2 separate regions of the Homo sapiens genome follow, and region 1 is linked to region 2. Evidence: read pairs that join two places in POLR2A ChIA-PET (ENCODE). Cell type or tissue: K562. All regions are shown on one strand. Each heading gives the region's core, and the rest is flanking DNA. Links, peaks and the distances in the headings are about the cores only.

What was found. Peaks named below come from ENCODE experiments on the same cell type or tissue, not always from the same donor. Only the 100,000 strongest peaks of a DNase experiment are listed, where the experiment ranks them.
Region 1: POLR2A ChIA-PET joins it to region 2 with 6 read pairs; 6 of 35 experiments call an interaction of 5 or more read pairs at or near these places.

The regions. Positions count from the first base shown.
Region 1 is chr6:167,884,671-167,888,670 of GRCh38, reverse strand. The region is part of intron 6 of AFDN (afadin, adherens junction formation factor); the gene reads right to left. Among named protein-coding and RNA genes, the nearest start is that of AFDN, 60 kb to the right of the region's middle. In K562, for the core only: no CTCF peak of the experiment used is centred there; no DNase peak of the experiment used is centred there.
Region 2 is chr6:167,806,981-167,816,549 of GRCh38, reverse strand. No RefSeq gene overlaps it. Among named protein-coding and RNA genes, the nearest start is that of LINC01558, 15 kb to the right of the region's middle. RefSeq lists a silencer at 767-1,061. In K562, for the core only: no CTCF peak of the experiment used is centred there; DNase peaks (open chromatin) are centred at 4,649 and 4,929.

The DNA.
Region 1 (4,000 bases), core at 1-4,000, 75 kb before region 2:
TTAACCACCTGTTTCAATATACTGTATTCATTGAACTCCTAATTCATAATGCTGTATTACTTTTTTATTACATTTTTACTAGAGCCAAACAATTTTTTTAATAATCTAAGAAAGCCCCCAAAACACTGTAATATGGAGGAGAGTGGGAGATGATGGTTGTCCAATATTCTTCTAGACTTTGGGCTAGTGCTCCATCTTCACTCTAACACACTGCTAACATGAACCAAAACAGGATTAGAGAGAATAAGAAAAGAAGGCCAAGTCACTGGCATGTGAACATTACTTCCAACCTGTAATTAATGTAATGATGTTATCTTAATAGACCTCACCACCCAAATGTATCCTCATGCTCACATACCAAATGGGTTAGACTCTTCTACAGAACCCTGTAATTTCTCTCTACACTGCTTCAATTACCTTAAAAAGACAAATAGACTGTAACACACCTTATCATAAATTAACCAATCTTTCTTCATAGTGTTTCATATTACATTCAGTATCTTGGCTTAGAACACATACTACTTCAGGATCTGACCTTCACTCATCTCTTTAGTCTCAATCTTTATCAAACATTTAGAGCCAAGTCACATGGAACCAGAATCCTCACACTCGGCGACATATAATATGCTTCCATGATCCCTCCTGCCCCAACTTTCATGTCTAATAACATCCACTCATCCTTCAGCTTAAGTACAACTTCTCTAGAAAGCATTCAATGATTTTCATTCTAATAGAAAAGCTCCCTGTTTTCTATTTCTTAGTCTTTCTGTCTCCCTTTATTATAAGCTCTAAGGGCAGCTTCTTCTTATCCCAGGATAATATCTAACAAGGAGAAAATTTATTAAATAATTAAATAGATAAAATAATGAATAAAGAATAAGAAAACAGCTACAATTTATAAAATGGCAACCTGGGCCAGGCACAGTGGCTCATGCCTGTAATCCTAGCACTTTGGGAGGCCAAGGCAGGTGGACTGCCTGAGCTCAGGAGTTCGACACCAGCCTGGGCAACATAGTGAAACCTTGTCTCTACTAAAAAATACAAAAAATTAGCCGGACATGGCAGCGTGCGCCTGTAGTCCCAGTTATTCGGGAGGCTGAGGCAGGAGAATGGCTTGAACCCAAGAGGCGGAAGTTGCAGTGAGCCGAGATCGTGCCATTGCACTCCAGCCTGGGTGACAGAGCGAGACTTCATCTCCAAAAGGAAAAAAAGAAAAAAAAAAAAAAAGGCAAGCTGAGAAGATAAAGAATTTCAAGGTAAAACAATAATTACCTCCTGATTTGTATTGCCTAATCTTGCAAAAGAAAACTGGTTAGGAAATAACAGAACAGAAAACCAAAACTAGAAGAAACACTCAATGGAAATTATCAAATGACTTCATAAGGGACTGTCAATAAAATCCCAAGATAGGCTTTTATAACTTTAAAACCCCGATTAAGGTGCTCTTTCACTTTCTCATTTTCATCAGTAAAAATCAGCCAAAAATTACTGAAAAGAAAAAGATGTTAAAAAGTTTATCAGATGCAATTTTATAGAACAGTTTATTATTAAATAGACTTATATACACTTATCAACATCAACATTCCCTTGGCAAATACTGGAGCAACACCAGGTATCAGATGCAACACCAGGCATTCTTTTTTTTTTTTTTTTTTTTTGATACAGTCTCGCTCTGTCACCCAGGCTGGAGTGCAGTGGTGCGATCTCAGCTCACTGCAACCTCCGCCTCCTGGGTTCAAGTGATTCTCCCACCTCAGCCTCCCGAGTAGCTGGGATTACAGGTGCCCACCACCATGCCCAATTAATTTTTGTATTTTTAGTAGAGACAGGGCTTCAAGTTCCTGCCCTCAGTGTTCACACCACAACAGCTGAGGGACACAGCTCAGAAAGCATCAGGCGTCTGTTCAGTAGTACAGACCCTATGTACACTGCTGTTTTACTAATAGTATTCTGACTTAGAAAACTTTGTACAGCAGTTACTAATCAATTCTAAGTATACGGACCACTTAAAAAACCCATCATATCCATGGACTTAATTATTCTATAGGTAAATTATCTCTCTTATATATACAATCATACTTGCTATATAGTTCTTGTGAATGGTAAGGGATTATCTTATAAGGCCCAGGATTGTAACAGAGCTCTCTTGCACTTCAAGTAACTGTCAGGGCAACACACCACAACACCCTCCAGCTCAGGTATTTTTCCTTCAGAGAGAATGTACAATTACCTTGACTGAACAACCTTACACCCTTACCCAATCAATGCCCCACAGAGTATGGCAGAACTCTAGTTCATGACACTGTTTATCTATGAATTCTCATTTAAAGTATAAATTTTAAAATTTCACTTCTGAGAAGACTTTTTTCCTTCAATTTTATTGATACTATTTCTCACTACTTCCTACTAAAGGCCAAAGAAATAAAAAGGTGCACCAAATTACCAAATACCCATGCTTATCTCTCTTCTCCCATCCCAATGAAATGAGCTTTGCTGTATTTCTTTCTGATTCTGAATAACACATGTTCACTGTAAAAAAATTCAAATACAGAAAAAGCACAAGGGAAAAAAAAAACTACTGTGAGATTACTATATTTTTGTGACCATACTTTCAATAATTATCTTTATGCATTTATTTTATAATGAGATTCAGATCTTAATCATATAACACATGTTAAAAGTCTTTTCCTCCCTCTTTCCCTCACTTAGTTTGTAAGCTAGTATCTTTTCTAGGCATTTAACTTTCTCTTTGCTCATGTAAACATATACACAGCATTGTGTTATCTGGTTTTGTTTATGATGACTGCTTTTACAAAGACAGGGTATTCGTAAATGTACAGGCATACCTTGTTGCTTTATTGTGCCTCACGGATATTGCTCTTTTAAGAAAAAACAAATGTAAGTTGAAGGTTTGCGGCAAGCCTGCGTTGAGCACGCCTACTGATGCCATTTTTCCAACAGCATTGCTCACTTTGTGTCTGTGTGTACATTGTGTTAATTCTCACAATACTTCAAACTTTTTCATTATTATTATTAAATCTGTCATGGTGATCTGTGATCTCTGATGTTACTAATGTTTTGGGGTGCCATGAACTGCACCCATATAAGATGGCAAGCTTAACTGATAAGTGTGTGTGTTCTGAATGTTCCACTCCCCATCTCTCTACCTCTCCTTGGCCCTCCCTATTCTATGAGACATAACATTGAAATTAGGCCAATTAATACCCTAAAATGACCTCTAAGTGAAAGGAAGAGCTGCACATCACTCACTTTCAATCAAAAGCTAAAAATTGATTAAACATAGTGAGAAAGGCATGTCGAAAGCCCAGACAGGCAGAAAGCTAGGCTTCTTGGTGCCAGTCAAGTTATGAATGCAAAGGAAAACTTCTTAAAGGAAATTAAAAGTGCTACTCCAATGAACATATGAATGGTGAGAAAGAGAAACAGCCTTATTGCTCATATGGAGAAAGTCTGAATGGTCTGGATAGATGACCAAATCAGCCACAATATTACAGCCAATTCTACTCTAGAGCAAGGCCCTAACTCTCTTCAATTCTATGAAGGCTGAGAGAGGTGAGAAGGATGCAGAAGAAAAGTCTGAAGCTAGCAGAGGTTGATTTGTGAGGTTTAAGAAATGAAGCCATCTCCATAAAACTGCAAGGTGAAGCAGCTAATGGAGAAGCTGCAGCAAGTTCTCCAGAAGATCTAGCTAAGACCACTGATGGTCACTACACTAAATAACAGATTTTCAATGAAGATGAAACAGCCTTCTATTGGAAAAAGCAGCCATCTAGGACTCTCTAGCTAGAGAGGAGAAGGCAAAGCCTGGCTTCGAAGCTTCAAAGAACAGGCTGATTCTTTTGTTAGGGGCGAATGAAGCTGGTGACTTTAAGTTGAGGCCAATGCTCACTTACCTTTCTGAAAATTCTGGAGCTTTTAAGAATTATACAAATCAACTCTGCCTGTGCTCTATAAATGAACAACAAATCCTAGATGTCAA
Region 2 (9,569 bases), core at 2,446-6,445:
GGCACTGCAGGGGTTAAAAATGTACATGAGAAAAAAGGAAGTCCAGAAAAGTTTTCTTTTTTTTTTTTAAGTAGTCCTGCATGTCGGAAACCATACAGAAGTATTCGCCCTTCTGGAAAAAAAGAAAAATCATTCAATTTTAACATTTTATGCATATTTTTAATTATTAAAGGGCGCTACATTAGAGCTTCCATTTGTTCAGAATATTGCAGTAAACTTCTAAAGTCTTTGGAGGCTTTCAAAGCCATACATATATGTAATACTACATAGCACCCCACCCCCCAGAAAAACCACAGCAATATAGTATTATAATTGTTTTCATTGCAATAAGTCATCTATGATGAATTTGGTAGATTATATGTTGTGAGTGTTTCAACTACATATTCTATAGGAAGGAGAAGACAAGTGCTCTGTGTCTGCCTCCCCATGACCTGCTTCCCAGTTGCTTTCCCTCTCTGAGTTCACCTGATCGCGCCTCTGGACGTCTTGGAAGCACGCCTCTGCTTCCCCGCCTCGCCTGCGGGGCTAGACTCTTCCCTCCACCCGGAGGACCCCTTCTCATAGCTGCGGGCTGAGGTCCTGACCATCTCTGCTGGACACCCGTTTGAATTGTCCTCTGCTAAGCACACGGAATTTCACCTTCCGCCCTGTGAAGGCGGGCGTGGCCACGTGACTAGTTCTGGTGAATGCAATGGCAGAGGAGCCGGCGTGTCACTTCCGTATGGAAGTGTGCAGGAGCCAGGAGCGACAGTCCAGCCCCGTCTTTCCTTGCCTCAGTGCCTGTGGAAACGCCAGTGTGGGTGTGGAGAAACTGGAAAGTCCAGCAGCCAGGTCTCAGCCGCCGCCTACCGGACAGCTGCCCTGGAGGGGCGCTGGGTCCCACAGAGGGGTTCGGGTTTTGCAGTTTACAAGAAAGAAGTTTTGGTGTTAAGACGCTGAAATTTCAGGGTTGCCTATTGCAGCAGGAAAACTTGGCCCATCTGCTCAAATATCATCGACTCAAGGCCCAGCTCAAACACCTCTCTACCACCTCCAGGAGGGCACCCTTCTGCTGAACCCTCTAGAGCCACGTGTCCGTTCCTCTGGTTCACAATCAGACCCCTGCGCGGTGAAACATCTGTTGGGTTAGAGCCACACAGACCTGAATTCGAATGTCAAACTGCCATCGGCCATGTAATAGCCAAGCATCTTTCTGAAACTCAATTTTTTAATCTAAATGATTGATGTGATGCCTCATAGAATTGTCAAAGAAAAATGAACACTGCAATAATACATCTGTAGTGCTGTTAAATCCTTTCATATTGATATATTTTTCTCGGTGGAGAAAACTTACAAAACTTAAAGCAATTTCAAAGAATAACATTTTCTTTTTATTTTTCTGCAATTACAGGACTGCACAAATTTCTCTGCCTAATATTTTTACCAAAGTATAATGTCTTTAAAGTAAGACACAGATGTATATTTATTTTTAAGATAATTAATGAGGCAAAACATAGCTATGTACATAGTTTGATTAAATTGTTACATAGTAACACTCTTGTCTTTTTAAAAATAAATTTTTTTCTTTTTCTTTTTTTTTTTTTTTGAGACGGAGTCTCGCTCTGTCACCCAGGCTGGAGTGCAATGGCGCGATCTCAGCTCACTGCAACCTCCACCTCCCAGATTCAAGCGATTCTCCTGCCTCAGCCTCCCGAGTAGTTGGGATTACAGGCACCCACCACCAAGCTCAGCTAATTTTTGTATTTTTAGTAGAGACAGGGTTTTGCCATGTTGGTCAGGCTGGTCTCGAACTCCTCACCTCAGGTGATCCGCCCACCTCGGCCTCCCAAAGTGCTGGGATTGCAGGCGTGAGCCACCATGCCTGCTAGCATAAGGAATTTGAAAGTTATTCAAATACATATCCAATAACGTTTGACCTGCATATCTAACTATTTTGAAGTAAATGACCATTTTTGGTTTCAAGGCTTTTTATGTGTATTGTTTAATAGAGATTTACTTCAGATCAAGAAATGAATAAATATACATTCATTATATATTAACTCACATTTTAGACTAGAAGAAACCAATTTATTGTTTAGCTATTAAATTCCTTCTTTCTTTCATTTATTTATTTATTTTGAGATGGAGTCTCCCTCTGTCGCCCAGGCTGGAGTGCAGTGGCTCTTTCTCAGCTAACTGAAACCTCTGCCTCCTGGGTTCAAGCAATTCTCCAGCCTCAGCCTCCCAAGTAGCTGGGATTACAGGTGCCTGCCACCATGCCCAGTTATTTTTTGTATTTTTTAGTAGAGATGGGGTTTCGCCACCTTGGCCAGGCTGGTCTCGAACTCCTGACCTTCAGTGATACACCCACCTCGGTCTTCCAGAGTTCTGGGATTACAGGGCTGGCCAGATACTAAATTATTTAAATAATTATATATCAATACATATTGGAATCATAGCTTTTTCATTAGGCTAAAGTAAACCTACAATGTGCTGAGAAATGCCTTATTAACAACAGTGTTAGGTACTAGGGAGTTTCAATAATTTGTGGTTATAATTCCTATAAGAAATTTAATATATTATTAGCATCTTTTATACCATAAATTTCAGAAGATAATTATAAGGGAATTGTATATGATTCTAGGCTTGGATTTGGATGGAGACTCCAGACATGAACCCTTTCAGCTCAATAATACAATTATTTTTTCACAGTCATTTTTAACTTTTAATTTCCCATACATACATTATTTCCCATTAAATAAAGATAAGATTACAGTTTAAATTTCAATGTCTAAATATAGTGAAGTGGCAATAGAGTAAAAAATATAATTTTAAAATGAGCTGTAGCCAAGGGTATAGATGACAAAATATCCAAAGTATAGATATTCAATTATGAGTAAGAGAAGTGTTTTAGCTAAAAACTATTTGTTTAAACATAGAAAATTCATGAAGAGATGCTTGTTCAAAGATTAATGTCAAAATGTTAGTTATTTTTGTTTAATTGTTTGGTTTATTTGTTGTAAGGCTGGTCGAGTATTCATTATCCAAAATGCTTGGGACCAGAAACGTCTCAAATTTCAGATTTTGGAATCTTTGCATGATCTATTTACCAGTTCAGCATCCCTAATCCAAAAATCTGAAATCCAAAATGCTCCAATGAGCAACTCCTTAGCATGTCCTGTCAGCACTCAAAAAGTTTCAGATTTGGGTGCATTTTGCATTTTTGGATTCGGACTACTCAACCTGTATAAAAGAGTGACACAGCAGGGTGAATTCCACCATTAAAAACATTCTAAATACTTTTAGATGTATGTCATTTTCAACACCACAGACTACATCTTCTCAAGCAGCTCCTATTTCTGGGATCCCTTAGACTATGAATTAATATGTAGAAAATCCTTAATATTCTAGACCGGGGTGGACAAAGTACAACCTGCAAGGCAAATCCCTCTTGCCTCTTATTTTTGTATGGCTCACAAACTAACCATCTTCTTTACATTTGTAAATGGTTGGGAAAAAAAATCAGAATGAGAGGTGAACATGGCAAAATATTAATTTTGAAGGCTAGATATAAGGTATCAGTTTAAAAAAAAGACAAAACAGATATTAAGTTACAGACAAGGCCGGGTGCAGTGGTTCACACCTGTAATCCCAGCACTTTGGGAGTCCGAGGCGGGGATCACGAGGTCAGGAAATCGAGACCATCCTGGCCAACACCGTGAAACCTCGTCTCTACTAAAATACAAAAAATTAGCTGGGCGTGGTAGTGCACGCCTGTAATCCCAGCTACTCTGGAGGCTGAGGCAGGAGAATTGCTTGAACCTGGGAGGCGGAGGTTGCAGTGAGCCGAGATCACACCACTGCACTCCAGCCTGGCAACAGAGTGAGACTCCATCTCAAAAAAAAAAAAAAACAAGTTACAGACAGAAAAGAGGAGGGAAGCATCCAATTCTTATCAGTGAAGAATCATTTAAACGAGACTGGCTTTGCCGAAACCAAAATGGACGTCAGAGTTGATGGCTTTTCTTGGGGGACGATGGTAATTAACCCAGAAGAAAGTGTTTCAGTCTAAAATGATTCTCAAGGTTTTCTACTAGCAAACCAGATGAGGGTAAGGGTTAGGATAAGGGTTAGGGTTAGGTATTTGCACATATGTATTTTTAATGATAACTCACTCAGAAAGATCCAGCAACCATTAACTACATGAAATTCCCCTGAAGTCATTTGGAGGTTTCCTAGGGAGGGCACTGGGGTAACAGGATTAATCCTTAATTAGGTTGCCTGAGGAAACAGCTCTAGGGAAAAAGCTGAATCATTATTTTTTAGTTTACAGTTGTATTTTCTTAGATGGAAATAGACGATAGTTATGAATTCACCTCTAAATATCCTTGGAGAAATCACAAAGGTGGATTAATGGGCATCCTCCACTGATGCAGGCAGAAGAACGTTGAGAACAGGGCAGGGATGTGAAGACACAAAAGCAAGAACCCAGGCTCACCTGGGCATGCTGTCTTCCGGGGAAGAAGGCAGCACCATGGCACTGGGAAACTTGGTGAAAAATTCCATCTCTGGAGTCACATTGCTCCCATCTGGACTAGGACTCAGTATCTTGTATGAGTTGTCATCCTGAGATCTCCCTTCAGCCCCCTCATGGGAGGTTTCTGTAAACATAACTCCTGTTTTCTATCTTCTGTTTCCTCTGTTCTTTCCTTGGCAAGAAGCCAGGCCAACCATGGCAGTTGATAATATGTTCTCCTCTGAGCTCTTGCTATACTTTCTACCTCATCCATTTTCCTCTTCATACTGATTAAGTTATTATGATAACCTAATTGATTCCTGTTCTTCTATGTTGAACACATACAGGAAAGTGCATGCCCCATCATTATACAGCTTGATGAACACTTGTGCACACACCCAGGTTTAAACACAACAGCAGAATATGGCCAACACCCCGGAGCCCCACTCGTGTCTCTTCCCAGTCACTCCCTTCACTCCCTGCTCAAGTTAAACGCTGTCCTGACATCACAGACTCATTTGTCTTGTTTTTGAAGTTTGTGAAAACGGAATCCTACAGTATATATTTTTGTGGGTATGTTTGGCTTCTTTTCCTCAGAACTGAGTGTGACTGTGTATGTATGAAAGATTCATCCTTTGGTTGTATGAGGCAACAGTTATTTCATATAAATTGCTGTTTAATGTCCTATTGTTTGGCTACTGTGATGTCCACTGTTAGTGAACATTTGGATTGCTTCCAATGTTTGACTGCCCATAAGAATGCTGCCGTGAATAGTTACGTATGTGTCTTGATGTGCAGCACGAGCTCACATGCTGGTTGGGCACGTGCCTATGAGTGGAATTGCTGAGGCATTGGGTAGGCACATACACACACTTAGTAAATACTGTCAAATTCCCAAAGAGGTTGAACCAATCTACGTTTTCATCACCAGCATAGTGGGATTTCAGTTGGTATTATCAGCCTTTAGCCATCCTGGTGGATGTGTAGTGATATTCTATTGCCTTAATTCACATTTTCCCCATTTCTAATGAGAATGACCATCCTCTCACATATTTGTTGATCATTTGGATCTCCTCTTTTGTGAAGTCTTAGTGTCTCTTGCTTGTTTTTCTGTTGGGTTGTCTGTCTTAATTGATTTGTAGAAACTATTGATATATACTGGATAGGACTTTTTGTCTTGATATAACCACGCTACCACTCAGTGGCTTGCCTGTCACTCTCATAGTATTATCTTTTACTCTTAAATTTAAAAAGTCTTTAATTTTAATATAGTCTAATTTATCAATCTTTCTCTTTATGGTTAGTGCTCAAAAGAGCATTATTCCTATTCAATTTTCTCTATCCCAAAATCTTAAAGGCTTTTCTCTTATATAATTTTCTCAAAGTCTTGTTATTTGACCCTTCAAATTTAAATAAGCAGTATACCTGGAATTAACTTTTGTGTATAACTCTTCAGGGTAGGGTTATATTTAATTTTTTTCATGTTGTTATCCAAATTATTCAAGCACCATCTACTGAAAAAAAAAAAATCTCCACTACTTTGCAGTACTATTACTTTTACCAGAAATGGAATATCCATATGTGTGTGTCTGTATGCACCAATTATTCCATTTTTTCGGTCTATTTGTTTATCATTGCACAAAAAACTGCCTTAATTACTGAAGCTTTATAATAAATTCTGATATCGAGTAGACTAAGTCCTGCCTTGTTCTTTTCATTAAAGTTTTCTTGGCTTTTCTTGGCCCTTTGTGCATCCACATACGTTTTAGAATTATTTTGTTAATTACCACAGAAAATCCTGCTGAGGCTTTTATCAACATGGCATTAGATTTATAGACCAATTCAGGGAAAATGAATATATTTACAATAATAACATTTCTAATCTATGAACATGGTATATCCCCCCCACTTAATTAGATTATCTTGAATTTTTCTAAAAAATGTTGTAGTTTTTTCTGCATAGCCCTTGTGCATCTTTTAAAGAAGTTTTAGTGTTAAATATTTAATATTTTATGCTTTTGTACGTGAATCTGTTTTAGTATTTCATTTTCCAACTGTGCTAATACAGAGGAATATAATTGATTTTTAAAAATATTCACCTGTGTCTAACAACTTTGCTAAACTAACTTCTTAATTCTAATAATTTATGCTTTCTACATCGAAATATTATCAACAAATAGTGGTAGTTTTATTATCTCTTAGCCAGTCTGCATCTCTTTACTGCACTGGCTAGAATTACTAGTTTAATGCTGAATAAATGTGGTGATATAAAATATTCTTGTTTACTTCCTAATCTCAGATGGAAAGGTTTCAACATTTCACTATTAAATGTGTTTTTTAAAATACTCTTTACTATAATAATGATGTTGCATTCTATTCCTAGCTATTTTAAAATGTACTCTGTATCATGATAATGAAGTTCCACTCTCTTCCTAGCTTGCTAAGAGGTTTTTTTTTTTTTTAACATAAATGGATTTAAATTTTTAAAAAATGCTTTCTCTTTATCAATTGTATGATTACTTACTTTTCCTCTCCTTTATAGTGTTAAGACACTACTTTGAAGAATAAGCCCCAAAATGTGTGATACATTATCCTTTTTGTACATTGCTATATTTAATTTCCTGATATTTTATTTATAAAGTTTACATACATATGTACAAGGAAAATTGACCTATTATTTTTTTCTTATAATGTCCTTGTTAGTTTGATGCTTAAATTGTACTGATTTTATTAAAATTGCTGGGAAGTGCCCACCCTTTTTTATTCTCTAACTTTCCCCACACTCTCTTAAACATTTAGTTGGGCTGGGACTTTTGTTTTGTGGGAGGATGGGTGGGGTCAGAGTGGGAGAGCTTGAAGTACAGATAATTCCTGAATATTTACAGAACTTTTAAAATCTCCTATTTCTTCTTGTGTCAATATTGGTAAGTTTCACCTTTCTAAGACTATGTTCAGTTCATCTAACATTTCAAATTTGAATATATGGTCTTTTGTGACTGATTTCTTTCACTTAGCATAATATTTTCAAGGTTCATCTATGTTGTAGTACAACTTTTTTTGTTTTTTGTTTTGTTTTGTTTATTTTTTTTTGAGATGGAGTTTCGCTCTTGTTGCCCAGGCTGGAGTGCAATGGCGCAGTCTCAGCCCACTGCAAGCTCTGCCTCCCGGGTTCAAGCGATTCTCCTGCCTCAGCCTTCGAGTAGCTTGGGATTACAGGCTCGTGCCACCACACCTGGATAATTTTTGTGTTTTTAGTAAGAGACAGGGTTTCACCATGTTGGCTAGACTGGTCTCGAACTCCTGAACTCAAGTGATCCTCCTGCCTCAGCCTCCCAAAGCACTTGGTTTACAAGCGTGAGCCACCGCACCCAGCCCAACTTTGTTTTAAAGTGAAAAAAATTAACATGAATTCTGTAATGTGATTAAAGTATATCAATTCTATTGCACAGGACAGGACAGTATTAGACTTTGTTATCCCTACTCAGTATGCTTAACGAGGTGCTAATATTTATAATACATTTTCTAGATGTAAATATTCTCATCTTGGTTCATTTTACTGAAGGGAAAAAATCAAGCTGAGCATTATGTTAGTTGTACAATTAATATTTCTGAAATAGATCCTTATTCAATAGAAAATTGTTCTTAAATTATTAAACATAATTTCAAAAATAATATAACATTTTTGTGGGATAAACATCAAATTGAACAGCTTTAGTTAAAAATGGAGTATAACGTATCTTCCTTTTCTATACCAATTAATAATATAAAACTTCACAGCCATCTTAGAAGCTTTAATTTGGAAATATTTATGGCTGAGTTTTTTTTGAGCTATCAGGATTCTACTTCAGCCTTGAAGAAAATATTTGCAAACCATATATCCAGGGAAGGGGGAGAAGTAGGAATTACAATCGATCCTGAGGCATTATCTTGATGATCATGTTTTCATGGATGTATGCATGTGTTAAAACTCAACAGATCAAACCCTTTAAATACATGCAGGTTATTATATGTTAACTATACCTCAGTAAAGCTGGAGAACAATATTTTACCCAATGTGCAATCAAATCCTGTTCTATATATAGCCATGCCACACGCCTGGGCAGAGTGGTTCCCGTTGTGGTTTTCACTTCTTGAGGTGGTTAGATTTAGCAAAAATGTGGCTACTTTATTCTTTCTGATCCTTTTTTAGACATTTAATTTTGGCATTTCACTCCCCTCCTATTTTTTTTTTAAATGGACACATATGGTATAAATATTTTAGCACTAAATAGATAATCATTGAGAATAAAAATCATACATTTCAATTGTGTAAAATTGTTTTCTATGTCTAGAAATAAACTATAATCTTTTAAGTTTAAATACAATTTTAGAAAGCATTTTCTAGTAAATTTCTGCAGAAATGCATATATAATAATGACATAAAATTTTTTCAGAAACTCAATTTATTTCTTAATTAAATTACCATATTATCAAAATGCATGAATATGATATTATTGTCTTTATAAGAAAAAAAATTCACAGTGTGCCCAAATGCAAGTACCACACACTATGGCATTGAGGGTGGCCTGTTTTGAACAGGTGGTGAGTCGGGACAGAGGTGGCCCTGCTCCGCCCTGCACTCCCAGGTGGGTCCAAGCACATGGAGGCTGTGCCCTCCAGGGGCAATGGCTCTGATTTGACTTTCTATATCTCATGCTCTGCGTATGAAGAATTCATATTGCTAGACTCTGGGGTGAGGTTAAAATGCATAATGCTAGATTGCGAGGCCTGGTTAAAGGGCCGGTGATCATAGGTTTGTTCTTGAAACGCTCTAAATATTCAAGGTGCCAGTGTGGTAAATTCAGGAGTTTGTGGTCATAATGCCTTTTGTTTATTTACTTATTTATTTATTATTATTTTTTGAGATGGGGTTTCACTTGTTGGCCAGGCTGGTCTCAAACTCCTGACCTCAAGTGATCCGCCCAGGCTGGAGTGAAGTGGCGTGATCTTGGCTCACTGCAACCTCCGCTTTCCCAGTTCAAGCGATTCTTGTGCCTCAGCCTCCCGAGTAACTGGAGTTACAGGTGCATGCCAT